Regions from separate parts of the Mus musculus genome. Here regions 2, 3, 4, 5 and 6 are each linked to region 1. Evidence: chromatin loops called from intact Hi-C (ENCODE). Cell type or tissue: heart. All regions are shown on one strand.

What was found. A loop is a pair of places that touch in the nucleus more often than their neighbours do. Peaks named below come from ENCODE experiments on the same cell type or tissue, not always from the same donor. Only the 100,000 strongest peaks of a DNase experiment are listed, where the experiment ranks them.
Region 2: it touches region 1 in a loop (2.6-fold over the local background); 3 of 42 quality-filtered maps call a loop at or near these places.
Region 3: a loop joins it to region 1, with 2.2 times the contacts of the local background. A loop is called at or near these places in 2 of 42 quality-filtered maps.
Region 4: it touches region 1 in a loop (2.8-fold over the local background); 4 of 42 quality-filtered maps call a loop at or near these places.
Region 5: a loop joins it to region 1, with 2.3 times the contacts of the local background. A loop is called at or near these places in 4 of 42 quality-filtered maps.
Region 6: it touches region 1 in a loop (2.1-fold over the local background); 2 of 42 quality-filtered maps call a loop at or near these places.

The regions. Positions count from the first base shown.
Region 1 is chr14:11,554,476-11,559,475 of GRCm38, forward strand. The region is part of intron 1 of Ptprg (protein tyrosine phosphatase, receptor type, G); the gene reads left to right. Among named protein-coding and RNA genes, the nearest start is that of Ptprg, 3.4 kb to the left of the region's middle. In heart, a CTCF peak has its summit at 2,038 (motif pointing right); DNase peaks (open chromatin) are centred at 56, 406, 856, 2,036 and 2 weaker places; H3K4me3 peaks cover 2,716 bases; H3K27ac peaks cover 2,059 bases.
Region 2 is chr14:11,708,263-11,713,262 of GRCm38, forward strand. The region is part of intron 1 of Ptprg (protein tyrosine phosphatase, receptor type, G); the gene reads left to right. Among named protein-coding and RNA genes, the nearest start is that of Gm52128, 140 kb to the left of the region's middle. In heart, a CTCF peak has its summit at 2,367 (motif pointing left); no DNase peak of the experiment used is centred here.
Region 3 is chr14:11,970,931-11,975,930 of GRCm38, forward strand. The region is part of intron 4 of Ptprg (protein tyrosine phosphatase, receptor type, G); the gene reads left to right. Among named protein-coding and RNA genes, the nearest start is that of 3830406C13Rik, 310 kb to the right of the region's middle. In heart, a CTCF peak has its summit at 2,713; no DNase peak of the experiment used is centred here.
Region 4 is chr14:11,691,326-11,696,325 of GRCm38, forward strand. All of the region lies in intron 1 of Ptprg (protein tyrosine phosphatase, receptor type, G), which reads left to right. Among named protein-coding and RNA genes, the nearest start is that of Gm52128, 120 kb to the left of the region's middle. In heart, a CTCF peak has its summit at 1,915; no DNase peak of the experiment used is centred here.
Region 5 is chr14:11,700,173-11,705,172 of GRCm38, forward strand. All of the region lies in intron 1 of Ptprg (protein tyrosine phosphatase, receptor type, G), which reads left to right. Among named protein-coding and RNA genes, the nearest start is that of Gm52128, 130 kb to the left of the region's middle. In heart, no CTCF peak of the experiment used is centred here; no DNase peak of the experiment used is centred here; H3K27ac peaks cover 1,180 bases.
Region 6 is chr14:11,684,646-11,689,645 of GRCm38, forward strand. All of the region lies in intron 1 of Ptprg (protein tyrosine phosphatase, receptor type, G), which reads left to right. Among named protein-coding and RNA genes, the nearest start is that of Gm52128, 110 kb to the left of the region's middle. In heart, no CTCF peak of the experiment used is centred here; a DNase peak (open chromatin) is centred at 3,086; H3K27ac peaks cover 1,015 bases.

The DNA of each region.
Region 1 (5,000 bases):
TCTGCTTCATTGGCTCCGGCAGTGTTCTAGGAGGCTGATGGTCAGAGAGGGCAGAAGCAGTGGCGGGCTGGAAGGGAGGGTTGGGGACTCAGAGATGTGCTCTGACTGTGGCTTGGGAAGCTTGAAGCATCTGGAGTATGGGAGGGCGGGGGAAGGCGACTTGCTTTGCTGATCCGGAGCTGATCCGGAGGGCTATAGTTGCACGATAGGATGTCTGGGGAGATTGGCTGTGGGAAGGATGCTCTGTTGGTTTGAGTAATATGGGGTGCTCCCGTTGCTTCTGCGGGGATAGAAGGAGCTCATAATCGTGGCTCACTTTGCATCCCTCCGACCCTTTGTAGGGGGGAGGGCGGCGTTTGGGGATGGAAGGCGGAGGCTGGCTGCAGAGAAGTCAGGATGTGGGGAGCAGCCCGCGTTGTAGTCGCCGGGCCGCCTCCTTTCAGCCTTGCTCCCGGCTGAGGTGCGGGCTACGCCTCAGTGCAAGCGGGAGGCAGCTCCCTAGACGCGGGGGGCCTGGGAGCCTCGGGAGAGCAGGAAGCAGTGAGCAGGGAGTTTTTCGCTAGACCCCTGCTTCACTGGGCTCACGGTCCCTTTCTGTATCTTTCTTTTGGGTCCAAGTTCAGGGCGCGGGTCGACAGCTGGGTAGCTTCTGGCGTCCGGGCAGATTTTTTGGCTGTCTGGCGTGCCCTCCCTACTTTCATCTTTGCCCTTTTGCAGGCTGAATGTGCCTGCCAGATCCAGACCCAGACCCGCTTATTTTCTAGCCAGGTTAAAGCTGGAACAATATTGGCCACTCGACAATCCTAAATCACTGCACGTACCAGTGTGCAGCTCGCCGACCCTCCACTTCCAGCCTTCAGCCCACACCCTCCCCCCTCGGTGAGGGCAGAGGCCAGCCGCCTTCCTCTTCTCTTGCAGAGTCGGAGGGCTGCAGCTCAAGCTGCCCAGCTCCTTCCCAGTGGGTGAAGGCCACGTCCTCTTTCCTGGCTCAGGGAAAGAGGTGGGAGAGGGCGCGATTTGCTTTTCTTTCCTCGATCTCTTAAGGACAGAACACCCGGTTTTTCTGCTTTCTCATCTGCCTGTTCTGGAATATTTGGAGGCGGCGGTTATTCTAATCAAGAAATAAGAAACGTGCCACAATGTTTCGGTTTTCCTTGGTTAATAGCAGCCTGTGTTCTGGCTGCCACAGCGCGGGGTTTTGGTACAGCGGGTACCCCCAACCCTATGGTGCACCTAGGAGCCAGGCTCGAGGACCTCGCTGTTCCCGGCGATCCTCTCTAAGGGGATTGGCAGCGAGTGGTCCCTTCTTTGAAGGTTTGAGGGTGGTTGCGAGGAACAGAGGGCAAAACACTGCGGTTCTTCGGCTCCTTTTCCTCGGCGCTTATTCCTCTCTCTGGGGCTGTCTACAGAGCTCGGTGAGGGTGCGCGCGCTTACTCACTAGGAGGCCTGGGGTTTACCCTCTCGGGTCCTGTCTCTATGGAAGTAGACGCTGAGGAGCATCTCCTCTGAGAATCAGCACCCTTCTCCCTTGGCGACCATCGGGCAACATTTGTTTTTATCACTGCCTTTGACTAAACCTCCCTCCCTCCCTTGTCAGGGACTTGCCAGCTGAGTGCGCTCGGGTGCACCTGGGGTTGAGCCTAGTAAGGGTCACTTTTTAATAAGGGCGATGGGAGGCAGCCTTGCAAAACAGAAATTTCCAATTCCATTTCTGGCTAACCTCCCCAGGCTGTAGCCAGTGTTTCTACAATGATTTTCTCCCCTCTGGTGTCTGCAACGCAGTATGGGACCGATAGGGATGCCGCCTTGTTAAGGCTTGGTCCATTTCAGTTTTCCTCATTTTCCGTCCTGTTCAGGCTTCGAGGTAACTAGCCCGTACCCTCAACTGGGAGCGGAGGGGTATTTGTTAGAGGTACAGGGAAGACAGCTTTTGGAATCAGGCAGGCAAAGTTAAAATGTCACAGCCCTGGGAGATGCTATGCTGGCTTCAGGTTTTCCGAGGATGGTGGGGTGCCGCTGGGCCCCAGGGGGCGCCCCAGAGCCACCCGTCAATCTTCTGCCTCCACTAGACCGGCTCAACCACCTGCAAACTAAGGGGTCGGGGCGCGTACGTCCAGGTGCCCAGACTGGGGGTCTGCGACATCTGGCGCTAGGCGGTGCCTGCAGCTCGATGCTGCCGCCCCTGGTAGGCTACAAAACCCTTGGGGACCGTTGTTCGCTTTGGGACCCAGCGCTTCTTGCTGCCATAGCCTTGGAAACAAACCTATTTTAACTAACCATTTTAGCTTTTGGTTTTCAATTAGGTTTCTCCTTGTGAGTTCTTACCCAAAATCTCGTATTGGTTATTTTTTGTTTGTTTTTAGAATCCCACTGACTTCTCAGCTGCATGTGAGCCCCCATTTCCCGTTCAGAATTCAGTTACTGTGTTTTAGGGAGGCCTTTGGAAGCAGCTAGGGCTTGGCTGTTTTCCAGCGGTCGGAAGCAGGGTTATAGCTCCGAACAGTGCGGGGAGTGTGGGATTCCTGCCACAGCTGGTGCTACAAACGATGACTTCGAAGTGCTGAGGGGAAATATCAAACATGATAGTGGACACTGTATTTTTCTAAGTCTAAAACACTAGTATGGGAAAAACATGCAACAACATAGTGGATTCCTAGATATTTCCTCCAAAGTCTCAACAGTTCTCAGGGTTTTTATCCAGACTCTCAACCTTCACAACAGTGTGTGAGAGCGGGGGCTTTAACAGGAGCTGGACGGAGCACTGGAGCCCTTGATCCTCCTTCCTGCCTTCCAGCGAGCCAGGGTTACATGCCCAGTATCAACATATAAGTTTAAATACAATTTGAGTGTGGTTGATTTAAATATTTGGTCTTTATCCCTGTACGTTGGGAACTGAACCACCTCTGACATGATGTAAAGTATATTACTTGAAAAGATTAGTTTTTGTTCCCCACAGAATCTATATTTGCATTGTTTAGCTATTCATGCAGAATCATAAAAAACATTTTCTTTTTTCCTTTGGCCCTCAAAGTAATGCTCTTTGATTTTGGTGTTCTGTGTCATGATGACATTACATCTGTTATGTGGTTGGAAGACTTCAGAAGCAGGTGCCTGACTGTTTTTGGTCTGGATGTGTCCACATCCGACCCACATCCGATGTCCAGTGACACCTGATTGGTCAGCAGCAGACTTTTCCACTTACTATGTATGCCATTTTGGTGTCTCAGTGGCCATCACCGGACTCCTTAGGCAGTGACAGGAACGGAGTTCGGAAGTCCTCAGTCTGCCTCTCCAAAGCGGGGTGAGATCTGGAAGGTTTCTCGTTCCACCTCAGTCGAGTCTTGTGAGAGAGAAGACTTCCAAAATGAAGGGGTATCTTGGAAAGAGGAGTGGTTGACCTGAAGAAGGGGCATTCAGTGGAAGAGCTTTGAGTAGCACTGTTTATACGGAAGCAGAGACTACATTTCTTACATGAAGCTGTCCAGGGAATATTGGTGGTTTAATGCTTTAAGAAAAGGGAAACCCCAAGAGAAAACCAGCCACAAGACCAAACAAGCCCAAACCACCCTTCAGATTTAGCATTTCTGTTGCTCCTGAGTTCACATTAAAATCACCTGCATGCATGGACTTGTTGAAAGGAACGTTTGTGCCCTACTGAGCCTTGGACTGCCTCTTCTTCCTGCTCTCATTTTCCTGTGGCCAGCTCTTTAGCCACCGAAGAAGTGTGGCACCCCAAGCCTTGTCCGGGCAAGAAAGGCCATGGAACCAAGCAGGTGGGCTGGCCTGTAACACATGTCTTCTGGGGTAAAAAGAAGGCACTCTTTTATTCTTGGCAGCGTTTATTTTGTGTTTCTGTCTAGTGTTTTAATGGTAGCCTGTGGCCAATGCCATGCAAGGTGCAGATGAACACTTTCATCTTGGGCCATATCTCTTTACAAGAAGACCTCAGGGTATAAAGTTCCATCTACAGTGGTGAAGCCTTCTGGTCAGCCTGGGATCTACCTTCGTTCCAGGCTGACCATTCTTGGATGGATGCTGAATGGTTACCATTGGCCCTTGAATTCTGTCTTTTCTGGTGCAGGGAATAAAAGACATGTATTTCTAGTAATAAAGCAAAGCCAAGGAAGAAGTTCTCTGTGCTCAGTTCTTCCCCTGCACTTGATCCAGGTCAAGGCAGTAGCCAGTGCAGGAGAGGGAGGGGCTCATGGAGTGAACCTTGTTCTCAGAAGAGCAGGTTCTCAGCAGGCCTGGGATTTGGCTTTGGTTGCTGGGCTTGGGTCAGCACTAAATGGGATTATCTTCTACCAAGGTTGCCTTCTCTGGACCTGCAGGAAGTGTTGTCTGTGGTCTTTAGATTACAGTCCTTCAGCACTCAGGAGGCAGAGGCAGGAGGATCTCTGTGAGTTCAAGGTCAGCCTGGTCTACAAGCTGAGTTCCAGGTTGGGTGGGCTCTTTTACACAGAGAAACCCTGTCTCGAAAACAAAACAAAGCAAAGCAAAGCAAACAAAACAAAACAAAACCAAACAGAACAGTTCTGTTTCTAGTCTCAGAAATGAGATCAGCCATGTTGCTGGCTGAGAACTTCATGACAGTTCTCTGTGCCATCAGAATCAAGTGTCCCTTTGTGAAAGACTACTTGATATCAATTTCATTTTAAATTATTTTTGATATTGCATTTATGTGGTATTGTACATAAAAAAGGGTGTCATTGTGGCTTTGGGTTTTAAGTTTGATTCCTAGTGTTGAAAAAGAAAATCTAAAAAAGGTAAGAATGTTTCAAAATCCTGTATTTATTACAGTCCTTTCCCTCCAGTTTTTGAGTTCTTTGGTTCCAAAGTCTCAGAACTAGATAAATAGTAATCTCTTTAAAAGATTAGTATCTTGTAGCAAGAGTAGATGAATTATACTTTGAGCAAAGACCTAGGTGGGCTTGAAATGTAGTTCAGTTGATAGAGAGCTGGCCTGGCATTCGGGAAGCGGGGCTTGGACCCCAGCTTG
Region 2 (5,000 bases), 150 kb after region 1:
TGATACTGAGAATTGACCGTAGGGTCTCCCACATGCTAGTAAGCAATCTCTACTGTTAAGTGAACCCTCATCTCCAGTAAATTATGCTAATAATTGCTCTCTGGTTCAGTGGGGGTGGGTAGGGTTGTTGTTGTTTTGAGAAAGGGTTTTTCTGTGTAGCCCTGACTGTCCTGGAACTCACTCTGTAGACCAGGCACTTAAACTCACAGATCCGTCAGCCTCTGCCTCCCAAGTGCTTAGATTAAAGGTGTGCACTATGGCCCATCTCTGGTTCAGTTGTTTTTTTCTAAATCTTTCCCAATGTGTTTGCATGTGTGCGTGAGAATATGTCTGTGCACCATGTGTGCAGGAGTTGGAGGAGTTCAAACTGCTGTTACATACGACCATAAGCTGCTATGAAGCTTGCTGCTGTGACCGTGCCAGGAGCTGCATCCAGGTTCTTTGCAAGAGCCGTCAGTACAGTAGTGATCTCTCTAGCCCCGGAGCCCATCTTTCAGGAGCACCCATCAAACATCAGTGCATTTTAGTGTTGTTACCTTTCTGTTTTCTCCCAGTAATGCATAAATGTCACAGGACACACTATGTCTACAACATCTAAAGTTTGTATCCTTTTTGTTTTTTAACTGCTCTCATAGCGAGTTAATCAGAATAGGAATGGACCATCAGAAAAGAGAAAGCTGAGGCTTCTCTATCTCTAAAGATTTGGGATTCACTTAGCAGGTCCCTGCTGGAGCTGAAGACATGGTGTATAAGTGTGAATCTCTTCAGTGTCCTTTGTGAGTAACACTGAATGAAGGCAGGGCTTGTTTCCAGATCTCCCAGGATCTCTAGTCTGTGATGCTGCAGTTTCTCTCACTTGTTTCTTGTACTAGTTTGTAACACAACTTACACATCTGTGCCTATTTCAAAGGTGCATTCTGTTTTATTCAATTGTGCCTGATAGTGAAGCCCCCAAAGATACAATTTTCTTTGGAAGATCAGTTTCATTTTAGAAAGGAAGAAGTCTATTTTCCCTCTAACCTCCAGTTTGATTGACTAGGTTACAGAGTTATAAGCCTATTTAGATTCTAAGTAGACAGATACATTTACTGGAAATTGATTTTGCTCAGCTTTTTGTATACAGATAGTTATTGGGTGTGGGGGGGAGGGAGGTATTAAGCTAAAACTTTGAATTTGAGGCTTGAGTTTTGCAAGTCGTAAACTGCTTTTCCTTTGGGGTCTGAATGGGTCTTGCAGCATAATTAGTCTGAGCTGGAGGTTTACAAAAAGGGGAACCAAGAGAGAAAACACAGGACAAGCTCTGCCACTGAAACACTGCCATTTCTCCATTGGGGAAATCACATTGGCTTAAAAAGCCTGCCCCTGCCCCTTCGCCCCCCAAACCTCACATACCTACAATGGATTTCTCCTCCTTTTAATTATTCAAGAAATTACTATTAGAGCTATTTAAGCAGACTGAGTGATGATAAGTACTTTACCCATCTTGATGTGTTCTGGCAAAAAAAAAAAAATATGTGGTTACAGGTTTTTTTTTTTTTAATTAAATCATTTTATTTAAGAGTCTAATAGCTTTTTAAAATTATTTTTTCTTGAGAGTTGTATTGTGTTATTTCAAGTTAATAACTCCCTTTCGAGCAAAGCAGAATACAAGATAGCTCTCCGGGTGATTTCTTGCTGCATTGAAGAGAACAAAGCTAGCCTCATTCTAGCTGGCACGGAGCCCAACTTACCACCGCAGAAAAACGGAGCTAGCACAGATGAACCTGGAGCCTCGGGTTGCTCGGACTTGGAGCACTATTGTAGTTGCCTAGCAATGTAAACCAGTTCCTTCCGTTTGTATTTCCCCTTTAAATGCCATGAGCAGATCTACATTTGTTTATTTATTTATTTTTTTTTAAAGGCAATGAGGGGCTTGTTTATTAGAATTTTGGGAGCAAGAAATGGTCCTGTGGGCCAAGAGAGACTGTTACAGTTAGCCATTTATCCTTCTAGCCAGATGACATATTGTCCCTGGATTCTTGTGTGTGACTTACCACACAAACTTGAGCTGTTGCTAAAGATAAAAATCTTCATAGTTTTCTCTTGAGAAATTGTCTTATATATATCTCATTTATCTATTACCTTTTATCTCAATGGCTTTCCATCTGTGCACTTACATAGTATTGTGGAAGAATGTCCTACCCACCCCAAGAGTCATTTTGGGAGGCACACTTGGGGGCAAGACCATACTCTTAAGTATGTTTACACAGTGATAGCTCAGCAGTCAGGAGCCTAGGTCCTAGTTCCAGTTCACAGCACCCACATAACTAACAACCACCTATAACTCCAGGTCCAGGGATTCAGCGCCCCCTTCTGGCCTCTGCTGCCATCTGCATGCTCCTGGTGCTCATACATACACTCAGGCACGCACAGAAGCATAAATTAAATCTTTGAAAGAACAAATTCTGTTTGTCATTCCGTGGAATCTCCAACAGGATGCTCTGGCCCTCTGAGTGCCAGTGTCACACAGGTCCGTACTCTTCTTGTATGAGGGTATAGTTTTTAGTTGTATGTGTGTTTTATACTCTGAGTATATAATGTATTTCAATCAGATTCACCTCTCCTTTAGACTGTCCCAGAAAGCCCTGCCCCCAACATCGTGTCCTCTTTTAAAAGGACTACAGTCCAGGTAGTGCACTGGGTCATGGGTTATTTACCAGGTTCACACCCTAAAGAACATCGATTCAGCTTCTCCTTGCAGTCATCCGCTGTCAATAACGTCTTCCCTCGGGGTGTGAGCTCCTATGCTGTTCTCCAGCCCCTGCTGGAGTGTTGCCTGGCTTGGTCTTACACAGGCAGCCATGGCCACTATGACCTTATGAGTACAGTGGTCTTGTCGCATCAGGAGGACCCTGTTTAACACCAGTGTCCTCACACTTCCGGCTCCTGGATTATCGCTCTCCCTTTCAAAGTTCTTTGAACTTTGGGAGAAGAGGATGTAGTATAGACACCCCATTTATGACCGAGACGCCACAGTCCCTCTACGCTCCACCAGTTGTCAGTCTCTTTATTAATCATTGCCAACTTACAAAGAAGCTTCCCCGATAAGGTCCCAGCGCTGGGTTAATCTATGATATAGACGTGTTTAGGAAACAGTTTGATACAAGCAGGTATAGCTGTTTGTAGCATATAGCACTAATAAAAGCTGTAGTTGTGTTATTATTGCTTCTTTCTTTCTCTTTGTTTGTTTTGAAATTGTGTGTGTGTGTGTCTCTGTGTGTCTGTGTGTCTGTGTGTGACTGTGTGTGTGTGTCTGCACATATGCATGGTTGCATCATGGTGCTGTGAAGGAGCCAGAGCATGGCTTGCAGGAGGCTGGTTCTTCCTTCCCTCTGTTTGACCAGGGCATGGAAGTGAGGCTGGCAGGGCTGGAGGCACCTTTACCCACTGAGCTTCTCTTTCTGTACTGTTGCTTTTCTTCCAGGGTTCTTTATAAATAGATGCATCTACATTGACACTGTAAAGTGTTGATCTGCATATGGTCTTCTCTTCTCTCCATTTCCCCTCCCCCTCCCCTCCCCTCCCCTCCCCTCCCCTCCCCTCCCCTCCCCTCCCCTCCCCTCCCCTCCCCTCCCCTCCCCTCCCCTCCCCTCTCTTCTCTTCTCATAGTAGATACCAGACTCAGGACCATTTCATTCTAGATAAGTTCTTGGCCAAGGTCATCTGAAATTCCTTTTCTGATCCATCTCCATTTGGGTTCATAGAAAAGAGAAGCAAGGCAAAGGTATGCACTAGGTGGGCTTGGATTTGCCAAATGAGTGTCTCTGTTTCCAGAGTTTTGCTTCTGAAGAACTTCCCAGCCCACAGCCTCAGTGCACGCTTAGTCTTGTAAGTGTGTAAAGGTGTTTTTAAATTCTATCGTAGCTGTGGCTGCCTGAGATTGTACTACACACCATTACGCGCATGCACAGAATGTTGCCTGCCAGACGGTGTAGGTTGCTACTTGTGTGATCCCCTTCCTTTGCCAGTCTTACTTACATCTGACTAGAAGTCTGCCTTTCTAACCTTCAGTGAAGCTCCTTCTCCAACCACGCCCCACATTTCAGCCAGAGTGCATTCTTCTTATGTATTTGTAGGCAGTATTGCACTTGTGTGCACTGTATAGAGGTCAGTCAAAGATGCAGATGTATCTTGCTTTGTTATTTTCTACCTTTCCTTATTTCCTTGAGACTGATCTCTCAGACTGGAGCTAAGCTGGCAGCCAACACGCCCCAGGAGTCCTTCTCTTTCCACCTCACAGTTAGCACTGGTATGGCTGGCATGCCTGGTCTGGATTTGAACTTGTTATGCTTGAACAACAAACCCCTTTAGCCAGTCTCTCCAGACCCCTAAACTAGCCTTTTCACGACCCTAATTTTCCATGGTTCCTCATCTGATGGACTGGGCTGTGACTGAAAACTCAGATGGCCATGGGGGAATATTTCAGGTAAAATGGTCAGATGGAGAGAGGAGCAGTGAGCTCCATATCTCAAGGCCCATCTCTAAACAGGTACCTGCTCTTCACACATCATGTTGTGCATATTGGGAATAGAGCACCAGTACAATCAGATAAATGTGGGTTCTGGGATTCCTTCGTGGGTTTTCCCACCCTGGACACACACACACACACACACACACACACACACCATTGGTGAAATAAAACATCTAGCTGGGTGACTGTGCTCAGCTTGGTAGGCACCAGTGTATGAACTCCTGGCTGTGCTTGCCATTTTGTGGATCAATAAAACTTTATGAAGATAGGCTTCAGTGGTAAAAGCAGTGTACATGTCTGTAGTCTTGGATGTGACCATGGTACTAACTGTGAAACGTCTTCATTTTCTTTCTTAGATTACAGCGTTGTAAGACTCAATTCTTTGGGAGCCAGAGTATTATTATAACACAGGCCCGGGGCACTGTTCATTTCACCTCTGTCCGGCGCCATGAAGTCTTTGAAGCTGAGAACCCAGTCTTTCTTTTCAGGA
Region 3 (5,000 bases), 420 kb after region 1:
GCATCTTCCACTTTAAAAATTAAACTGCTCACTTATGTATGTGTGTATGTATGTATGAAAATGCCACAATGATGGCTATCACTTTGTATAGCAACAATAAATAATAAAGGAGAAATCAGTTCAGCTTTATTTAACAATATCTTTTTAAATTTTTTCTTTCATTTGGTATGTATGTTTAGAGCACATGTGGAAGTCAGAAGGCAACCTGCAAGACTAGTTTCTCTCTTTGACCATGTAAATCTTTAGTGTTTTATCTTAGGTTGTCAAGCTTGGCCAAGGCAAGAGCCTTTACCCACAGAGCCATTTCACTGGCCCCTAACACAGTATCTTTTTAAACTTATATGAGAATTACCCTTGTCTTTTATTTGTATGGCAGTATTTCCTTTCCTTTTAGAAATGTTGGTTTAAGTATTTCTACTCTCTGGTTGACAGTTCAAATGTACATATGTCCTCAGAGGACACAAGGACTGTTTTGACATTTCTGTCATCTTGAAAATAATACTGTCACCTTGGCTTATTCAAAACTAATTGTTTAAGGTCCTTATGACCTTGGTAGCATCTTGATTTGTCACCAGAGAAAATATCCCTTAAGGGAGTACTGAACCATGTTCTCTTAATGATAATGCTATCTCTCCCCCCTACCCCATCTCCCACTTTTCTATATATAACAAAATCCTTATAATCCTTCTGAAACAAACTTTCTTTACAGATTCCATTGTCTTGCTTGCCTTTCTATTGGATGTTGAGGGCACTGTAGGGCTAGTTCTATGCTTTCCTGGTGTCTGTTGGTTATTTGCTCTGAAGTGACGTCTGTCAAATGTCCATGGGTCTTCCTGAAACTTAGATGTTGACTTTCTTACCATAAAGAGTCTATTTAAAAGTCTAGTGTTCCCCTGGGCTGAGCTGGCCTTTGTCTGTCATATATAAGAGTCTTCTCAGTGGTTCTGTTGATGTGGATTGTTACAGAGGTTTCGTGAGGGGAAGGAACCTGTTCCCTGTGCAGTCAACAGCCATCCTTAGATGTAGACTAGGCTGAGGGCTCCTTGGAGATGTATCACCCACATGTTGTCCCATGTTGCTAGTAGCTGGCTCATTTTGAGACTTTTAACCAAGGAGATGACAAACCTTGAAAACTAGACCAGAAGACCTAGTAGAATTGGAGTCCTACTTCAAGAAGAAGCCTGGTGACCCGGGGCCTTCAGACAGCCATGGAGAAGACCGGGAATGTAGCGAATGATGGGTGTGGAGAAATCATGTTGTAAACAAATGTATTGAATACTGTGTGTGCTGAGACATTTTCAGATGTTTCTTCACTTGATTCCATATTGGGCTGTAGGGAAGCTGTAGTCCCACGCCCATCTTAATCTCAGAATGCCTGAACTCATGCAACAGTGAGAGGTGTGACCCATGCCATGTTGATGCTTAAGAGCCGTGGTTCTCAACTTTCCCAATGCTGCCACCCTTTAATACAGTTCCTCATGTTGGGGTGACCCCAACCACGAAATTACTTTTATTGCTACTTCATACTATAAATTTGGTACTCTTGTGAATCACAATGTAAATATCTGATATAAAGGAAGTCTGAGGAGCTACCCTACCCCCCACAGGGTTAAGACCCACAGATTGAGATGTGCTCAGGAGTCTGGGAAATGTAAGCTGTGCTTGTTTGTATTTTATGCATGATTCCTCTCTTCTCCCCTCCCCCCCTTTTCTCTCTTTCTCTTTTGGCATTGCTTTGGTCAGTTTTTAAAATTATCCAAGAAATACTGTTGGATTCTTCATCTATAGTATAATAGGAAAGAAAAAAGCAGAGGGGCTTCTAATGGTCGCAGATGAACCAGAGAGACCATATAAACGGTACAATGTCTGTGGAGAATGTCATAGTGTATGCCTAGACTGACCAGTTCTGTCTAGCCCATGAGAGCTGCACCAGCTTAGAGCAATTGTCAGAGGAACCACATATTACTCTTCAGAGTTTTTATAATCCACACTAAAAGAGATAAGGGGAAACAGGTGGTTTGATTTACATCAAACCATTTATTTTATACAGATTATTTTATTATTATTTATCATAAAGGTTACTATAATTTTATTGATTTTAATAATCTGTTATATTTGCCCTAATATTATTCCAACATAAAACCCACTATAAAAAGTTATGGCTGAGATCTCTTGCATTCTGTTTTTAATACTAAATCTTTAAAACTCAGTTTTTCTTATTAAATTTCTTTTATGGCAGGTGGAGCACACTGCCAGAGCCTGTGGGTAGAGGTCCGAGGACAACTTGAGAGAACCATGCTCCTTCTGCCATCTGGGTTCCTGGGTTCACACTATCTCACCAGGCTTGGCAGCAAGGTTCATTACCTACAGAGCCATCTCTCTGGCCAGTTCATGAACAGCTTAGTTCTGTGTGGACAAACCACATTCGTATCTCATGTGCTCACTAGCCACGTGCAAGTTATGCCTCCAATATAGAAACATGGAGGCTTACAGGCTCCAGACCATAATAATGGAGTTAGGTAATGAGTTAACAAGAAACTAATGGAAGTTATTCAAGAGGGGTTTCTGTCATGTTTGCTCTTTTAATAAGAACAAAAGAGGTCAAAGTAAATAAAGTAACTAATGATGTAGGATGAACAACTTGAAGGGTCTAATTCACAACCTAACAACTATAGGTCATAGTGAGATGCCTCCTAAACGATTATGCTGTAGCTGCTGTAACCACTAGGGGTGAATGCAGGTTTGTATCTGTGTGATGTTTCGGGTAAGTTACTCCTGTATGATGTATCAGATAAGTGATCGTTTCACTGTAGTAACCATTTAGCATTGTCTCAAGCCTCATATACTCACTCTTAACTCTGAACAATAAAGTATGTTAAAATACCAATAGGTTTTTACAGATCTTCTGTTTCATCTTGGGGTATACTGTCTTTATTATAGATACTTCAGCTGCATGTATCACAACATTTATTTCTTCATAAGCTTTCTGGTTTTTCTCTCTTTTTCCCCTTTGTAATGTTTATTGCCAGAACTCTGAGCTCTGTTCTTTTCAGAATCCTTTTCCAACCTGAAGAACTCAAATAAAGCTGGCTGGCGAGACCTTTCTGCTCTAATGGCCGAGACCTCAGGCAGCCTGGTCACGTGGATTGTGAGTTCAAGTCCAGAGGATTTACTGGCTTGAGGCTCACCACCCCCCCCCCCTCTTTTATTGTGTCCTGTCAAAACTTGAGCACAAAGGTTTCAAGCTACCTTAAATCTAAAGCCTTTAGCTCCTTCTTTAGTGCCACCGCCTTTCAGAAGGGAGGGTCAGTCAGAAAGATTTATAAGGAATAGAAAGAAGTCAAGTTTGAAAGAAAGTCTATTTGCTCTTACTCCTTTAAATCCCTGGCAGAGAAATTCATAGCATCCCTGAATAGGACAGGAAGGACATTCTGAAGGCTTCCGAACTGGATTGTATGCCTGGCACTGTGTTCAAAGACCACTGTGTTCTGGAAACATCTATGGGAATCTATGAGCAGTAGCTAGACAAATTCAGCAAAACTGAATTTTATGTAAAAAAAAAAAAAAGAAAGAAAGAAATGTTCTCTCTTGAGTTGTTGATTATTTCTTAAATGACAGGACTTTAAAACTCAGATTAATATGTGGAGAATAACTTATAAACCCCAGCTCTTACCATTTACATATACCTCTCACGTCTGACTTTCTCCATTAAAGCCTGGCAGCTTTACTGTAGCACAGCCAGTCTTTCAGATACAGTTCTTAGTTGTCTGTCAATATTTAGCATTCCAAGATCACAGGTGACTTGGGATAAACAAAAGTTCCAGTCCTCAGTCACCCCTGGGTTTGCTTCTCCCATTGAGTTTGCCTCTGCAATTCTGTTTCTCTGTCACTTCTTATCTCGAGTATCAACAGGATGCCTGTGGGTTCAAATACCGTAACTGGATGTGAAACACACTATGTGTATATGCCCTGCATCCTTGTCTTAAATCTTTACTGTAAAAAGTGAGCTTTGATCTAGTATATTTACAAAACCCTATCAAATGTATTCTTCTCTTAATAGTTTGGTAACCAGTAAATGTGGGCAATGTCTATAATGGTCCAGCACAGTGACCTGATTGGTTTTCCTTTAGCCATTTAACTGAGGAGCGCTCCAAATCAGGCCCCTAGGCCTGAATATTTGCATATCTGTGGTATGGGAAGAGAACCTGCTGGGACCTTCAGGATGGAGCTCTCGTTCCCTCATTCTCTGTGTGGAAGGTTTGGGTGTGTGCATTGTGCTCTTCTCTAGTTTCTAGACTTCAGTGAATTGGTGCCTTTGGAGGTTTCCCCATCTCATCTTGGGAATTTTACTTCTCTAGGTCCTAAGGTAGGTGTGTGCCTGGAATATTTGTGGTACAGCTTGGAGTTTTGCATCCTCAGAAGAGAGGACAAAAGGGCCATGACTCAGGAAACAGTCATCTTCCCAAGGGAACCAACCTCTGGCCTTGTAGCACAGACGAGATGCAAAGCTGTTGCTATGTGGCTCTCATCAGAGAAGCAGTAAGAGTTTAAGAATTCCTAGCTGCTCTGGAAAGTAAGACACCTGGATGCCCGAGCTTGTTGAGAAGTTGAGGTTTCTACTTCCCGGGAGATTACTGCTTGGAACAGAGGTAATGGAAGCAGCCAGTTCTGACTTGCTGAGAAGCAAATACACCCACCTCTGGGGAGGCAGGATAGCAATGCTCATTTGGGTGATAAAGGTTGTATTTCTTGTTTTTTTGTTTTTTAAATAGGAAAAAATTAAGGAGAAAATCATGAATAACTACCCAATATAGCCCTTAGGTCTTTTAAGGGAAAAAAATCTTTAAAATGTCTGATGATATAGTATTCACGTTCCAGTTTTCATTGCATAATAAATGTGATATGCTGAAGAACAGCAGAGCACAGAGAAGTGGCTGTTAAACCTAGCATTAATAAAAGAAGCTCCGTTCAGTGTAGATTTAAGTTGATAGACTTGCCGT
Region 4 (5,000 bases), 140 kb after region 1:
AGAGCTGATACAGATTCATAGTCCTTCTGAGGCTTCTGATGGTACCTGAGAACCAACATTTCTAACAGGTCCTCAGGTGTTGCTGTTAATGCTATCTGGGGACCTCTCCAGGAGAAACACTGTGTTAGAGGGATGAGCTCAGGTTAGACCATTCCCAAGGAATCTCAAACGCCTCACTGGAACAGCCCCTTCAAGTTGGCTCACAGAGTGCCTTACTGAGCAGAGCAAGGGAAGATAGAATGTGATGGCCACAGCGTCACGCAAATGGGGTAGCTGGCCCTGAGGTGCTACAGTGTTCTCCTCCTGCACTGTTTCATAGACATGTGGCTGAATATTGTGTGTAAGCCTCTCATTTACTGTGAGGTTGAATCTTGGCATCTCCAGTATAAAAGTAAGCATGGCAGGGTTGAAGTCCAGGGATTAGCATGTGCCCAGGTCCTTTGGGTCATTGGTCCTAAGAGAACTTTCTCTTTCTGTCATAGTGTCCCATTAACATGTCCCTCCATCACTGCTACGTGTGTTTATGCTAAGTGAATCCCATCTGTCACTATAAAACTAGAGATGCTTTATTGGGGGAAAATGGCCATTAGGTATAGTGTTAATGATGCTTTTATTTTTGTAGACAAACCATTTACTTCTAGTTTCACTGTCAGCTATAGTTTGTTGTGATTTGAGTTATGTTAGTTTACATTGTGGGGAAAAAAACCCAGATTCACTTTGAACACCTGCAAATATTTTGTCACAATTGTAGATAAGATTACTTTCTAACAGAGAAAACACTAGAGAATTTCTTAGTCCCTAGACAGCCATGCTATTTCCTTCCATAGCCAAAGTAATGTCTTGGTTTCTTCCACACTTATATGAAGGAAAATGACCAAACTTAGAGGATATCCTGTGTACAAGAGCAGCCTTAGAACCAAAAGTTGCTTTTCAGTCTCTGGTTGTGCCACACCTCTTACTGTTAGAGGAGAACAGTGGGAATGACTCCATGGAGCCTGCCTGGGTTGAGTCATTCTGCTTTCTCTTATCTTCTTAAAAGTTGAGTGTTGTGATTTTTTTTCTCTAAATGTGTAATATCTGGATTTAAGTGAACAGTCGGTTCAGAAGGGCTGTTACCCTCATCCCTGTGTGCTACACACAGTGTCTTCCAAGTTTTGGTTCATCGAGGATGGTCACCTTGTCTGTTCCCCGGCAATGAGGCATCCATAGCTCTAGTAAATGGCCCGCAAAAGTTATGTGCCCATTTCCACTTGTTATTAGACATTGTGCTAATTGCACAGGTGATTTAAATGTTAAAAAGGCATTAAAGCATTTGTTGTAATAATTAACCAAGGAATTGGTAGGTTACAAATGAATGATAATGTCTTATTTTTAAAGTATAGTATTGCCTATCTTTGTCAAGTGGTATAGTTATGAGACATTAATATCCAAATGGGAAATTTGCACTGAATAATCTCTAAGATCATTTCAAGGAAGTCCTCTCTAGCTTTTGAAGTATGAGCTCTGGAGCTATTAACAGACTTTGCTAGTTGTCCAGCTCTGCCCATTCGTGCACTCCTTAGGAGGAAGCCGCAGCCTCCCACCTCCACCTTTTGTCCTGTACTAGAGTGTTAGCTGAACTTGGAGACGAGGCTAGAGGCTTCTTGCATCCTGTTGTTGTTATTATTATTAATAGAAAATCCTGATGCTTTGTTTGTTTTTTCTGGTAAACAGAAACTTGTAGACTAGAGACGAGCTTTTAGATGTGATTTAAGTTCTACCTCGTGGGCTGCATGGTCAGTGTTTCTAGAGATTTCCTTAAGGAAAGAAAGACATGTCTTTGTCTCCTATTTTGTCTTAGTAGCTGGGATGTTGAAATGGGACTGTGTCTTAGTTCATGAGTTTGGTGCTGTGTTTCGGATCCACAAGATAGGGGGCAGTAGGCAGCTAGCTCTGTGTGTCCTGTTATGATGGAATTTTTTTTTTTAGTTTAATATTCTTCTTGATTATTTGGAATTTTCATATAATGCGTGCTGATCACATTCACGTACCAGTTCCTCCCAGGTCTTCCCTTGCTTATTCTACCCCACCCTCCCCCCACTCCCCACACCCTCACCCCCACCCCCACACCCCAAAAAAAAGGAAGAGGGAGAAGAGGAAGAAAAATCCAAATTCATTTTATGTTGCCCAGATACTCACTGAAGTATAGTCAAATGCCTGGTGGCCAGCCCCATAGGAAAATCCTTCCGCACCACAACCCTTCTGGAAGTTTCTTTATAAATAATTTACCTATGGAACCCCAGTATCTTTGCATAACAGTGAATTTGTGTGTGTATCAAGGACAACTGTGGCCTGGAAGGGAGTTCAGCTTATTGTAAAAAGTGGAGGAAATGATTATCTACCCTGTTGCAAATGGCTTGTTTTACAAGTATTTTGGATTATTATTATTCTAGTACTGAGTTCATGGATATTACCTAAACAGACTAGGACTCAGTCTCCTGAAAAAAGTAGGTTGTTTAAGAGCTGTGCTTGAACATGTGCCTAATGCCTGCTAGCCCCAGGATCTTAGAACGGACATGGACTTTCTCCGTCTTAGAAGATTTCCTATTTTTGAGTAATTCTCCTGCATCATCAGCTCCGGACACTATTTTGATGACTGGCTTCTTTGTCTTAAATTATTTAGGCTTTTATTGAAAAGCATCTTGATAATTTACTCTTAAAAAGAACTAGATTTTCTTCTGTTAATTTTTAAAATAATGTTTTTGAGACAAAGTCTTACTGTGTATACTAGGCAGACTTTGAACACAGCAATCTGGTAGCCTCAGCCTCCAGAGTAGCTGGAGCCATAGATATGCATTACCAGTGCAGGGGGCGGGGAAGTGGGAGAGAGGGAGGGAGATATCTGTGTGTTGGAGTTTGTGTGTGGACATCTGAGGTTGACACTGAGAGTCCTGTCTGTCACCCTCTACTTGTTTTGAGTCAGGGTCTCTTGGTGAACTCAGCATGCTAATCTGGCTTTTTTTGGCCAGCTAGCTCACTCTGTTAGGTACCTTCTGACTGCTGGAAATGAAACCTGGCCCTTATGGGGTTCTGAGGATCTGAACTCTGGCCCTCACACCTTCATACCAGGCACTAACCATTGAGCTATCTCCCCAGACCAACAGATTCTTCTCAATGCATGGTCGGTGGCATTCTGATAAACCTATTCTATGTTGAAAATGTCTTGTGAGTAGGAATGAATATTTTTCCTCTTAACACATCAGACACCACAGTTAACAGCCCAGCTTCCTGAGAATGACTTGGACTGCATATCGTGAACCCGAGAAAGCTAAAGGTACCAATTCAGCTGCAGTTTCTTCTTTAGCATTACATCTTCACACCGTTGTAAAGGAAAACGAAATCATAAGTGAAACCCCCATTGTCTGGGGACCATTTGTGAAATGTTTGCCATTCACCATAATCACCAGTTCATTTAAACTCTTAACCCCCAGACCCTAGATCACCTGCTTGCCTTTTCCTTAGTGATTTATGTCTTACTGAGAGAATACTGAGGTTGGTGGGAGTGGTTATAGTTTCTTGAATATTTCTGATAGACAATACACAGTCTAGACGAAGTCTGATAAAGTACCCGATGTTAGAGTCCCCAGTCTACAAATGTAAGGTTCAAGTTATCCAGACCAAGGCCCATCTTTGCCTCAAGAGAGAGGAGGCTGTGGTAAGCTAGAGATAACTCCTGTCTTTTCACATAGTAATACTTCAAGGTGCAGTAACCTTTTACTTGAAGGGGTGCTTCCAGGCATTATGGGAAATGAGTTGTGTTGGCTGTGGTCATGGGTTGAACATCCCTTGGATGCAGTGTGGGCAACATGCTCAGAACGTCTCAGATTGCAGATCAGGTCAGAGGTATCTATGCAGTTAGTAAAGTCCATACAAATACTTTACAATTTAAAGTCTTTGCATTTAGAAATTTTTCTTGACCCAAACATTGCAGATGGAACACAGTACTGAGTCAGGGTTAGAAAATAATAAACTCCTTTTGACTCAAACCAAGATACTTCAGCCCCATTCCCTTCTTGCTGGTATGTTACACTCAGGTTAAATTGGTATGACATTACTGTATTCTAAAATTGCTTCCAAGTTCAGAGCTACTGTTCACTTTGGCCAGCTGTAATGGAATGTAGAAATAAACTGGAATGCACCAGTTGGGTTTAAGCCACATTTTGGAGAAGACATGGGTCCTCATTTAGTGCCTTTTTGGGGAGTTTAGGGGGGGTATACTCTAGTGGCTTAGAAGTGACTAGTGGCTAGTGATGTGACTTGTTTAGTTTTAAAATCCAGGACTGTTTAATAGTGCTGTTGCTGAGTAGGGAGAAAGCAGAGTGGAGGTTTTGTCTGTCTCTCTGTTGCTATGAAATCAGGAATTCAGTGTGTCTGGGAGAGTTGCATGTATTCAGGCTTTTGTAGTGAGGAACTCAGTGGCTTTTCTTTGGAGATGTGAGACCAGGGCCCTGGGAAAGGTGGTCTGGGGACCACCAGAACATGTTACTCAGTGGAGCTGGGTTGTGTTCCACTGGTTGTGTGTGTGTGGCTGTAACCCTTCAGCCAGCCGTCCACCTTGTCTCAGTCTGACTCCCTTTGTGACAGAAGGCTGTCATTCAGTGAGACGGACTCCGATCAGTCATTGAATTGTACAGCACACAGTGGATTAGAAATCTGCTTCTTAAGTTGAAAGAGGAGAAATAATCACAATAGTATCATTAACTGCCAGAGCTGCTGTATCCATCACTTGTCCCCTACGATCCATGTCACATGGTAGACCCTAGGCATCACCTGGCTTGATAGAAGCCAGAGAAATCCCCAAGCCTGCCTAATTGTAGTTTTCTACTCTTGTTTTTCCAAAAAAAAAAAAAAAAAAAAAAAAAAAAGACAGAGACAGCAAGAACTCCATGTGTAAAGGCTCCATATTCTCTCACTTGCTACAAACCATGGATTTTTATCACACTGGGGAAAACGGCAATCAA
Region 5 (5,000 bases), 150 kb after region 1:
CCCGAAGTTTCGGTTGTGTTTGTTTACTTCGGTTGAATTGTAAATAGACTGCCGTTTCTCCTTTCCCAAGACTGGAAAAGCTGGCATAGGACTGTTCAATATGGAGCTATTTAATCATGAACGTTCACTTTCCTCTCTCAGTAGCTGTGTGAAGGTGCTGGGTCATACTGATAGTGAGGGTGTGAAGGCAGTGCTTTAGTGTGAGTGGTGTGAATGGTACAAGTAAGGACTTAATGGTAGCATTCAAGGAACCGGCCAGTGGGTGGGGGAAGATGCTTAAAGTCAGGCCTTTGATTTTGTTGCCCACCCAGAGTTAGAGCTGTTCTTGGCATTGAGACTTGGCTAACTGTTAGGACCCCTCCCCCGCTTTTCTGAGCCGGCTGTTGTAGAGGTTACATAATTATCTCTTATTCTATACGATGTTTGAAGGCCTGGTTGTTTCCTTCCCAGTATTTCATCAGAAGATCTACAGAAAATGATGTTTTTACAATGTGGTGGATTTTCGGAGGGCCCCCCCCCCAACATCATCAATTTCATGAGTTGATTATCTGAGAAAATACCTTGGCCAGAAGAGCCTGAGGTTTATGCTCTCCCAACTTTCTTCTCTCTCGCTTCCTTTGGCTTTTATGTGAGACAGAAGTGTGTCAGTTCTGGTGGAGTGAGTAATGGGCAAACCCCATGGTTCCCTTGCCTTGCATTTCCACTTCTGTGCTTATGATATCCTAGTCTCCACATGGAATTCATATATGAGTTGGAGAGAGAGAGAGCAAACTGCAGAGCTGATGGCTCTGTAGTTAAGAGCCTTGCAGATCTGCTGTCGATAATCCCAGTCCATTTCATTGCACCCACATCTATGGACTCAAAACCACCTGTAACAGCTCCTGGGAATTCTGTGCCTATTCTGGCTTCAGAGGAGTCTGCACACACTGCATACATACATACACACACACACACACACATAAAATGAAGGGGAAAGAAAGCAAAATTAGCTTTACTGGAGCCTCAGGTAGAAAGTATAGCTTTAGTTTGTGCAGACACTCCTGCATTCACCATAAATTAAATATTTTGTAAGTGGGAAATGCATGTAACTCACTGGACTTCTATCTTGGTTCTATACATAGAGTGTCACTCCCCTTTGGTGATCACTCAGGCAGCTGTGGAACGTGTTCCCTGCCCCTGCCCAGCATCACGTGTCTTGCTGAGTGTCTTACTAGCTTAACATATATAATTTCCAGTGTTAGTTCTACTGAACACATACTGTTTTGTACCATTGTGAAGCTGATACATTGTAGGTCAGGGCTGTCTCAGATCTATAGATATGCATGTGTTTTACATATATCTATAGTTAAGTTATTTTGGAATAATTAGATACGTAGGAAAGTGAAGAGGTTATGCAGAGGCCAAGCTGTCTCCATAATAGTCCATATTACCTGCTTAGCGCATGATTTTGAAATGTTTTTGTGCATAGACCTCTATGGCCTCAAGAGTGGCTCTTTCCACACAGCACAACCCTCTGCTGTGCTGTAAGTCTTTGGACGAGCTTTCTTGTGCAATGGGCACCCCTGACCTTTTCACTTTCTGGGGAAAGCTTTGACTATTTCTGTTTTAGGGCTTCTGTAAACTCAGTTCTTAGCCCTCTTTGGGATAAATGCTCATGTGTCTACTATTGCTGAGCTGACTGGCAAATGTTTGAATGTTAGGTTTTTAAAGAAAATGCATCTTCTATAGAGATGGTTTTCTATTCACCCTACTGTTGCATTCATGATTGTGACCCACCTGTCGGCAGCTTGTCCCTAACCCTTGCCACCAGATTCTTGTTTTGTTCTATCTATTCTGAGGGACGTACAGTGATGTTCCCTGGCGGCCCCAATGTGTATTTGTCCAGGGCACAGGTTGAGTGCACTATTACATTCTCTTCCGTGTAGCTTGCCAGCTTTCTTACTTGTCCTACCCCGGCTCTTGTGAGACAAGGTTTAGCCTTGAACTTGCTATGAAGCTGAGAACGACTTCACCTCTCAAGTGCCTGGATTACAGATGTGCACCACCCACTTGTGTGTGGGAGGGGTGGGGGGTATTCTTGTTTACGTCACTCCCCACCCACTGTTGATCTTGAGAGTTACACGCAAAGTCTAGATGGTAGTCTTATGATTTTTATTTTTCTCATTATGAGAGCTTCCTACTTGAGCACCAGCACCTTTCTCTGAGCAAACCACACTTGTGATGAAACTCTGTTCATGCTTCTATTGATTTACATTAAAAATAAAAATCCCCCAAACCAGCTTAGTGGTGGTGGTGCACCCCTTTAATGCATTTGGGAGGCAGAGGTAGGTGGGTCTCTGAATTTAATACCAGCTGGTCAACAGAGTGAGTTCCAGAACAGCCAAGGCTACACAGATAAGCCTGTCTGAAAAACAAACAAACAGACTCAGAAGGGCCATCCTCAGTCTCCTGCCCAGAGACTTTTCTCCTTAATTGTTCCAAAAATCGTTCGTGTCCCACCTCTAAATCTCAGTACATTTTGAATTTCCTTTCTGTGTGAGCCATGAGGCCGCCATGAGATTTCCCCGCCTTGTTTTAATCCTTGGATGTGCAGTTGCTGCAGCACCATCATTTATGGAGACATGTCTCCTTGCTCCCTGGAATGGCTTTTGTGCCATTGTGAAAAACAGTACAGTCAAGTGGCCAAACTGTGTGGCTCTTTGTGGGCTGCACGCTCTGTTCCATCCGTCCGCACGCTCACGCCATGCGGTCTGCATTACCTTAGCTATGGAACAGCTTAGAGTAATTTCCTTCTTCCTTCTCTTTGATGGCGTTTCCTTTGAAGACTTGCTTCCTTAACCCCACCTCCTTCTGTTTTATTTTTACCTGGGAGGACCACTGTGCTCCTTGAAAATGACCTCCCTGCTCTCCCAGAAACCCTCTCTTTCAAGTGCCTGGTTTCCTGAAGGCCAATTCCAAAGGGCTGGAAATGTCTGCTTATCAACTCTTTGGCTTTTTTCTTTGTCTGGAATCTAGTGTTGAGCTGGATCCCAAGGCTCTGCAAAGGAGCCGGTGCTTTGATCCTTGAGTTTGCATGGGCTCCTGGGGCCAGGACTGTGGGTTAGTCACAATATAGATAACAATTTAGGCACCATGGTGTGGGGTGCTAGTTGTGGGGGAGACTGGATGTTTGTGACCGCCTGGGGTGCCTGATAGGGGACACATCTTCCCACTTTTCATTTAACTTCTCTGGTGTCCTCTCCGTCTGTGACCCTGTCACTCTAACTGTGCCTGGCATGACACTTCCGGATCCATTCAAGTCCCATTAGTGTGGTTTCTGTGGAGTAGCACCACCTTTGTCTTTTCTGTGTATCGCTCACCCGCCTCTTGCCAGCGCAAGGTCTCTTGGATTTTAGCCCACTGGGATTTTTCTCACTACGGATGGAGATGTGTTTGGGTATTTGGTTGAAAAAACTTAGAATTTAGTTGTCAGAGAATCATCATCACTGGGGAAAATAGCTTTCTCTGTACCAGAGGAGCATATCAGATCAGATCTTGATTGAGAATTTACATGTTTATTTTCTTTTATGTGCACATGTATGTATGTGTGTGTGTGTGTGTGTGTGTGTTTGTGTGTGTGTGTGAAGGTTGATGTTAGGTGTTCTTCCCAGAGTCTCTCACTGGACTAGAACTCACTGATTTGGCTGAGTTGGCTGACCAGTGAACCAGGGCTCTCCGTGACCTGTACTTTCGCCTCTGCATTTGGACTGCAGGCGTAAGCCACTGTGCCTGGCATTATGGCCGTTCAGGATATCCATCCAGGGCCTCATGCTTGTGTGACAAGCCATCTTCCTAGCCAAATGACAATTTATTATTATTGTTGTTGTTATTGAGACAACAGTTCGGCTCTCTTGGAACTTCTCTGTAGACTAGGCTGGCCTTGAATTCACAGAAATCTGCCTGTCTCTGCCTTTTCTGTTGGGGCTAAAGGCCTGCCCCACCATCAACCTGCTGCCAAATGACTATCTTTTAAATAACCACTGATCTAAGAAGTGGCTTGTATTGATGGCTGAAGTAGCCTGTTTATTGGCACTCAGTTTTGGCATCTTCTGCTGGACTTCCATGTTAAGACACTCACCTGAGTTGACCTGTTGTGAAGGTAGATCGCCCTTTACTGCTGATACTTCACACTTCCTGAAGATGAGCAATATTTTCATCTTCTTTCCCATTTTTTTAAGTTAGTTCTGACACCTTTTTGAAGCACTGCATGGCTGAGTGGCCCAGGTTGCTCTCCATTCCAGATGCTTCTGTTTGTGCCTCCAAAGGGCCTTAGGCTGCCATCACTACAGTGCCCAGCTTAGTATGAACTCCCTTTGAAACACTTCCACATTCTGTAAACCCAGGCCTATTGATTATTGATACACAGGAGAAAATACACCAAAATTTGAACAGTGGTTATAGTTATTTTTATTTTCTTGTTTATACTTTTTATGTACTTACCCATCTAGTTAATGTACTGTGCTTATTAATGTACTTTGCCTGCGTATGCTTCGACTGCAAATATTTATGGCTTCTATAATCAGAAAAAGCAATAAATGCTATTAAAAAAAGAATTTACCATGGGCATGCCTAGTTGTGCGCTAATAAGATTATTGATCAGTTCCACAGTCCCACGGATGCTGCCAGCAGGCCTCTTTATTTCACTTGCTGCACAAATGTGATTCCTCCCCTTGCTTTGCTCCTCAGATAAGTTTGCCAGGGTCTTCCCTAGGTCTGCAGTGAATTCTGTGACAGAATGCTCTGTGACCACCTGCCTGCGTGTAACTTGCTGAGCCCCTCCAGGACAGCATGCCTGCAGGGATGCTATCTGTGCTGGCAAAACCAGGACTTGTCCTGCTGGGCCTGAGCCCACCAACTGTTGCAGCTACAGCGCCTCAGCTGTTGTGCCTTACCCTCACAGTTATTAGCCAGGCAGACTTTCTTGGTTCAAACCAGGCCACATCTGTTGTGAATCCTGTGAC
Region 6 (5,000 bases), 130 kb after region 1:
TGCTTCCTCCGTGTTTGTGTTTGTGACATTTAACACAATCAACTTCCTTTGTGTTTGGTTTGTTCTGGCATTCAAAACTGTGGCCTCATGTTATACTTGTTCACTAATGCTTTGAAGAATTGTGGTAAGACTTTATCTGCCCTTGGTCTGGGGAGATGGCTCAGGGGGTAAAGTGCCTACCCAAGAACAAGGACCTGGGTTTGAACATTCAGAGTGCAGGGAAAGCCGAATATAGAAGTGTGGATCTGTAACTACAGTGGATCTAATGTGAGGTAGAAGGAGTAGGCAGGCCAGTCCTGCAAGCTTACAGGCTTATATCAAGCTGGTATAATTAGTGATCAACAAGAGACCCTGCATCAATCAAGGTGGAAGGTGAAGTATGACTTCCAAGATTCCCCTCTGACTTCAACATGGGTATTGTAGTATATATTTGCTGCCTCTGATACACATTCCCGTGCGTGGGCTCTCGCGCATAAACACACACACACACACACACACACACACACACACACACACACACATTCACATGCACATATGCTTACACACAAATATTTTAAAAAGAGCTTTTATCCAGTGTTAAACCATGCCATGTTGAATTTATTTGCTGTCGTGTGATGAAGGTGCTTCATTTTAGAGAAGAGTTGTTAACAATGGACATGGGAAAAACAATTTGTTCACAAGTTGGTAGTAGCAGAAAACATTTTTTAAAAAATATGCTTCCACAATTTAGTTGTTTCTGTAATTATAATTTTGAGATTGAATTAAAATGTATATACCTTCTATTCTGTCTGTCTGTCTGTCTGTCTGTCTGACTGTCTCTCTCTGTACATAGATCTTTATCTTGTGACTAGTTACCTTTGTACAGGTGTAATTATTGTAACCTGAGTAGGAGTCATCCAGAGTGAGACAGGGAGCATTCCTAGCATCCTAGCCATATGGGTCACTGTCTCCACATACCTTACCAAAGTGACCATAGATCATGGATCATTTTGCCCCAAGAACACCAATATAGAGAGCTCTGTATTGTATTTTCTCTTTGGTGTCTGGTGGTTCCTGCAAACTCGGCAGAAAAACAAACTACTAGATGCAAGAAGGAATTTTGGCTTAGCATGACTTAGTTTACCTGACTGGTTCAACCTTCTGGGGTCTGACCCCAGATAGTTTACTTTGGATATATTTAAACATAGTATAATGTTGGGAAAAGGTTTCCTCATGGCAGTTATCACAACAGAGCTAAAAGCATGACTACATTGAAACATTTGCAAAGTACATGTCTTTTGCAAAGTACCTATGACCTCTTATCTACGAATGGGTTCTACTGAGTCAGAATGATGCTCAGGAGAAGGGTCTAGGGAGGAAAGGTTTCTAATAAGCATAATACTAAACTCCTTTGCAAAGTGCAAGGAACGTCCTTCATAAGGATAGGCTCTATTGACTGAGAGGCAATGTTCAATGCTCAGAAGTCTGGGGCAATTGGGTAAATCCCATCTCTACAGAGTAGCAAAGATTACCAAGCTATAAACAATACCCACCTCAGACTTCTGGATGGAACAGGTTTACCATCCCTTTTGGTGAGGAGAAAAGTTTGCATGGTGAACATTTGTGGTTTCTCTAGTACTGGCTGTGAGCTTGAAGACCTGGAATCCTACAGATTCTGCTCATGCAAATCTCTCACTAAGTAATGGCTATGTGGCCTTCGATGAACACTGATATTGTCAGTGTACAGCAATTTACCATTTGCTTATTGCTAAGCCTGAGTTCTTCCAGCTTAGGACTTCAAGGATGGGCTTGTGAAGAACATCCAACAGTGCCTGTCAGAGTCTGTTTGTAGGCCGTGCTTACCTATGTGACACAAGGATGGCTTCATGGTTCACGCTTGAACCTGGACTCTAGTGCCGCAACTCTGGTTACTATTGTTGGTCGTGACAGAATCTCATTTTCCTCTCATGTGGTGACTTTGTTTATGGCTTTATGTCAAGTTCAGTTGGCTGGCCTTTGAGGCATTTCTTTGATACCAGTCTTGTTCCTGTCATCTTTGTCCCAGGCCATTAAACCTCCCATCATTTTCAGAATGATCCTTTTGGTATCACAAATCCTGGACTGTAGGAAACATCCTATCAGCTTAGAGTTTACAAGGCTTGGGAAAGAAGTTCTGGGTACAATGATAGGAGTTTCTATGTGACCACTATTGAGAGATTTGTGCTCATTGTCGTTGGTTATTTTAGATTTGGTTGATGTCCTTCAACTGCCTTGCTGCTAATGGCTTAGTCACTGGAGTTCAGTAGCCAGAAGTAGAATTTCTAAGACATTTCACAGTTTTTGGGGCAGCGATACCATTCTTTTCTATACTCCCTTTGTGCTGTGTTTGTGAGTCTTTGGAAGCTGCTTAGTCTCTTCTGCTTTTTGGGGGTGGGGGTGGGGGTGTAGAATTGCACCAGTTCCTTCCCTTTCCTTGATAAGCTGAAGGTGACTCTTAATTTAGGAATATTTGTAATAAATATATTTGTATAGGCTTCTGTGAGTATATTCATACATCTTTGTTTAGGATTCCTTAGTTATAAAGGGATATTTGCAATTCTACTATTTAACAAAAGCTGGCCTCTGTCCTTTCCCTTTTCCTTCACTGAGTTGTCCTGTCGTGGAAGAGACTCTGTAGAGAAATGCACAGAGCGGAAGTGCTAGCCTGGGCACACTGATGGTGTGAGGCCTGTTCACAGGAATGACTGCATGTAAGGACCAGACTCACAGCATCAGTGGTTCCTCTGTAAAGCACAGCTTCTTTGAGCAGCCTTGTGGGGACTGTAGAGCTAATGAGACAGATTCTAGCATATTTCAGCTCTACCATCTTCACATACTGAGAGGGGTTGGATTGGATTTGGCCATCAGTGGAGAGGAGAAACCAAAATTGGTCCCCTGGGAGCCCAGGTAATTTAATGGTGAAAAGCTTGGGTTCTGAACTTAGACAGCCAGGCTTGTCTCTTTAATCTGTGTGGTCTAATTTTAAACCCTTGTTTCTTGGATCTGCCATTCTCTGAAAGGGGTGCCCTAACTGTAACTCCTGTGGCAGGTTGTCCAGGGCAGAGTGTTCTGAGTTTGCTATCAGTGGAGGCTGTGTTTCCGATTATTGCTGTGGAGGGCTATTCTGGGCATTGGGTGATACTGAGGACATTGACTTCCCCCCAGAGATTCCATCAATGTGACATGGAACAGTATCTCTCTCCATTGTTGTTGTCAAATGTCCTCATTGGGCTGTGAGACTATTGGGTCAAATAGTCTTTTACTTTAAGGAAAAAAAAAATTCTTTATAGTAAACCAGAGTTCTCTTTGATTGCTTAACAGAAACAAAGGGCCCACAACATACAGGTAACAACATTGGTCTGTCCCTGTTCTCTTGATGTCCTCTCTTCAGTGAGGCAGGACGAATGAATACCCAGCACTGCCTGATAGATGATGACTTCCTTATGCCTTCTGCTTTTGGCCACTGCAAACAACAGTCCTGCCACCTGCCCATTTGCAGTTCAGCTTCCTAGGTTCGTGTGAACAGTCTCTTGTTTTTGTGGTCCATTTTCACAGTAAAGTTGTTAAAGGCTGTTCAAGCCAGGCAGCCCTGCAGAGAGCGTGAGCATAAGCCTGCTAGGAGTGTGGGCACAGGCGTCAGGCAGTGGGGGAGCTGGGCTGAGGTGCTGAAGGCCTTGGAAGGGAGTTAGGTGGCTGAGCCCCAGGTATGGGCTTATCACCCATTAGTGGTTGCACACCCAGACTTAAGGAGTGCTGTTTGGCGCACCTAAGGCGTGAAGTTAAGTTAGTGAAGATGCCTGGGATGGGTGTGAAGAATAGATGGAAATAACACTTCAGAAAAGGCAGATGGAGGTAAGAAGCCAAACTGCGGTGTCTGTCTGGGCTTTGATTGTTTTTTTGCAGGAAGGTGAATGTTGGGAATATAGGCTGGTATTTCTTTGTCAGTAATACTATTTTCTTAGGGATTCAGGCTTTGGATTTCATGGGAAAGCTGAATGGCTGCTGGGAAGTAGCTCACTATTAAGTTTGTCTAGCAAGAATATTTGTATGTTTTGATATAAGGTTTCATGTAGCCCTAACTTAATCTAACTTGCTCTGTATTGCGGGTAATCTTGAACTTTCAATTTTCTCTATTTTCTACCTCTACTGCTGGAATTATCCAAGGACCCCTATGTAGGCTTTGATAAGATTACTGGAAACCAAATAAAAGATGCCATTTGATTTCATTGCTATTGCTTAAAGGATGTTTTTGTCACACACATAAAAGTGGATGGATCCAGTTGTAACTGTGCTGACTCATTTTGTGGTGCATCTCTAGGGTCCCCTGTGGCCTTCTTCCTCATGGACACCTCTTTCCCCGCCCCTGGTAGAGGTGCAGCCTGCTGAATCACTGGTTTTGCCTATTGGCTGGGGTAGCACTCTGACCTGAGCGGGAACCCTGTGGTACCCCTCCTATCTGGTTGATGCCACTGCTTCTCCTTTTCTGTCAGTCTTCTCTCTATCCTTTGTCTCTGAACCTTTTCTCATGGCACACCAGAGTGTAGCAATGTCCAGGTTCATGCCCATTTTCTGATGTCTTCTCCAGAGCATTCTTCTCTCATTACAGTGATGTTTCTGTGTCCTCCCATTTCCCCCACTCTGAGTCTAGAGAAGGAAGCCTGCAGCCTGAGTGTGGGACTTGTGAGTCTTGCCAGCATTGAGCAGATCCGTCGTGTGTAGTCTATTCAGCCTTACAGGCCTTGGGCACTCAGAATGAGAACATGTCACTTTAGAATTGGGGCTCTCTGTTGTTAATAAGAATCTTTTAAAGCCATAAGAGAATGTACAATTCATCTGGGAGTTGTTTCAGTGTTGACATGCTGGTATGAGCTGCAGCTTCAGTTTAAACCAAGGCTCTGACCTAATTTTCATACTAGTCACTGGAAAATATATAATGACACAGTATTTATTAAGCTGTTAGACAAGGGAGAGCCTAATTTTGT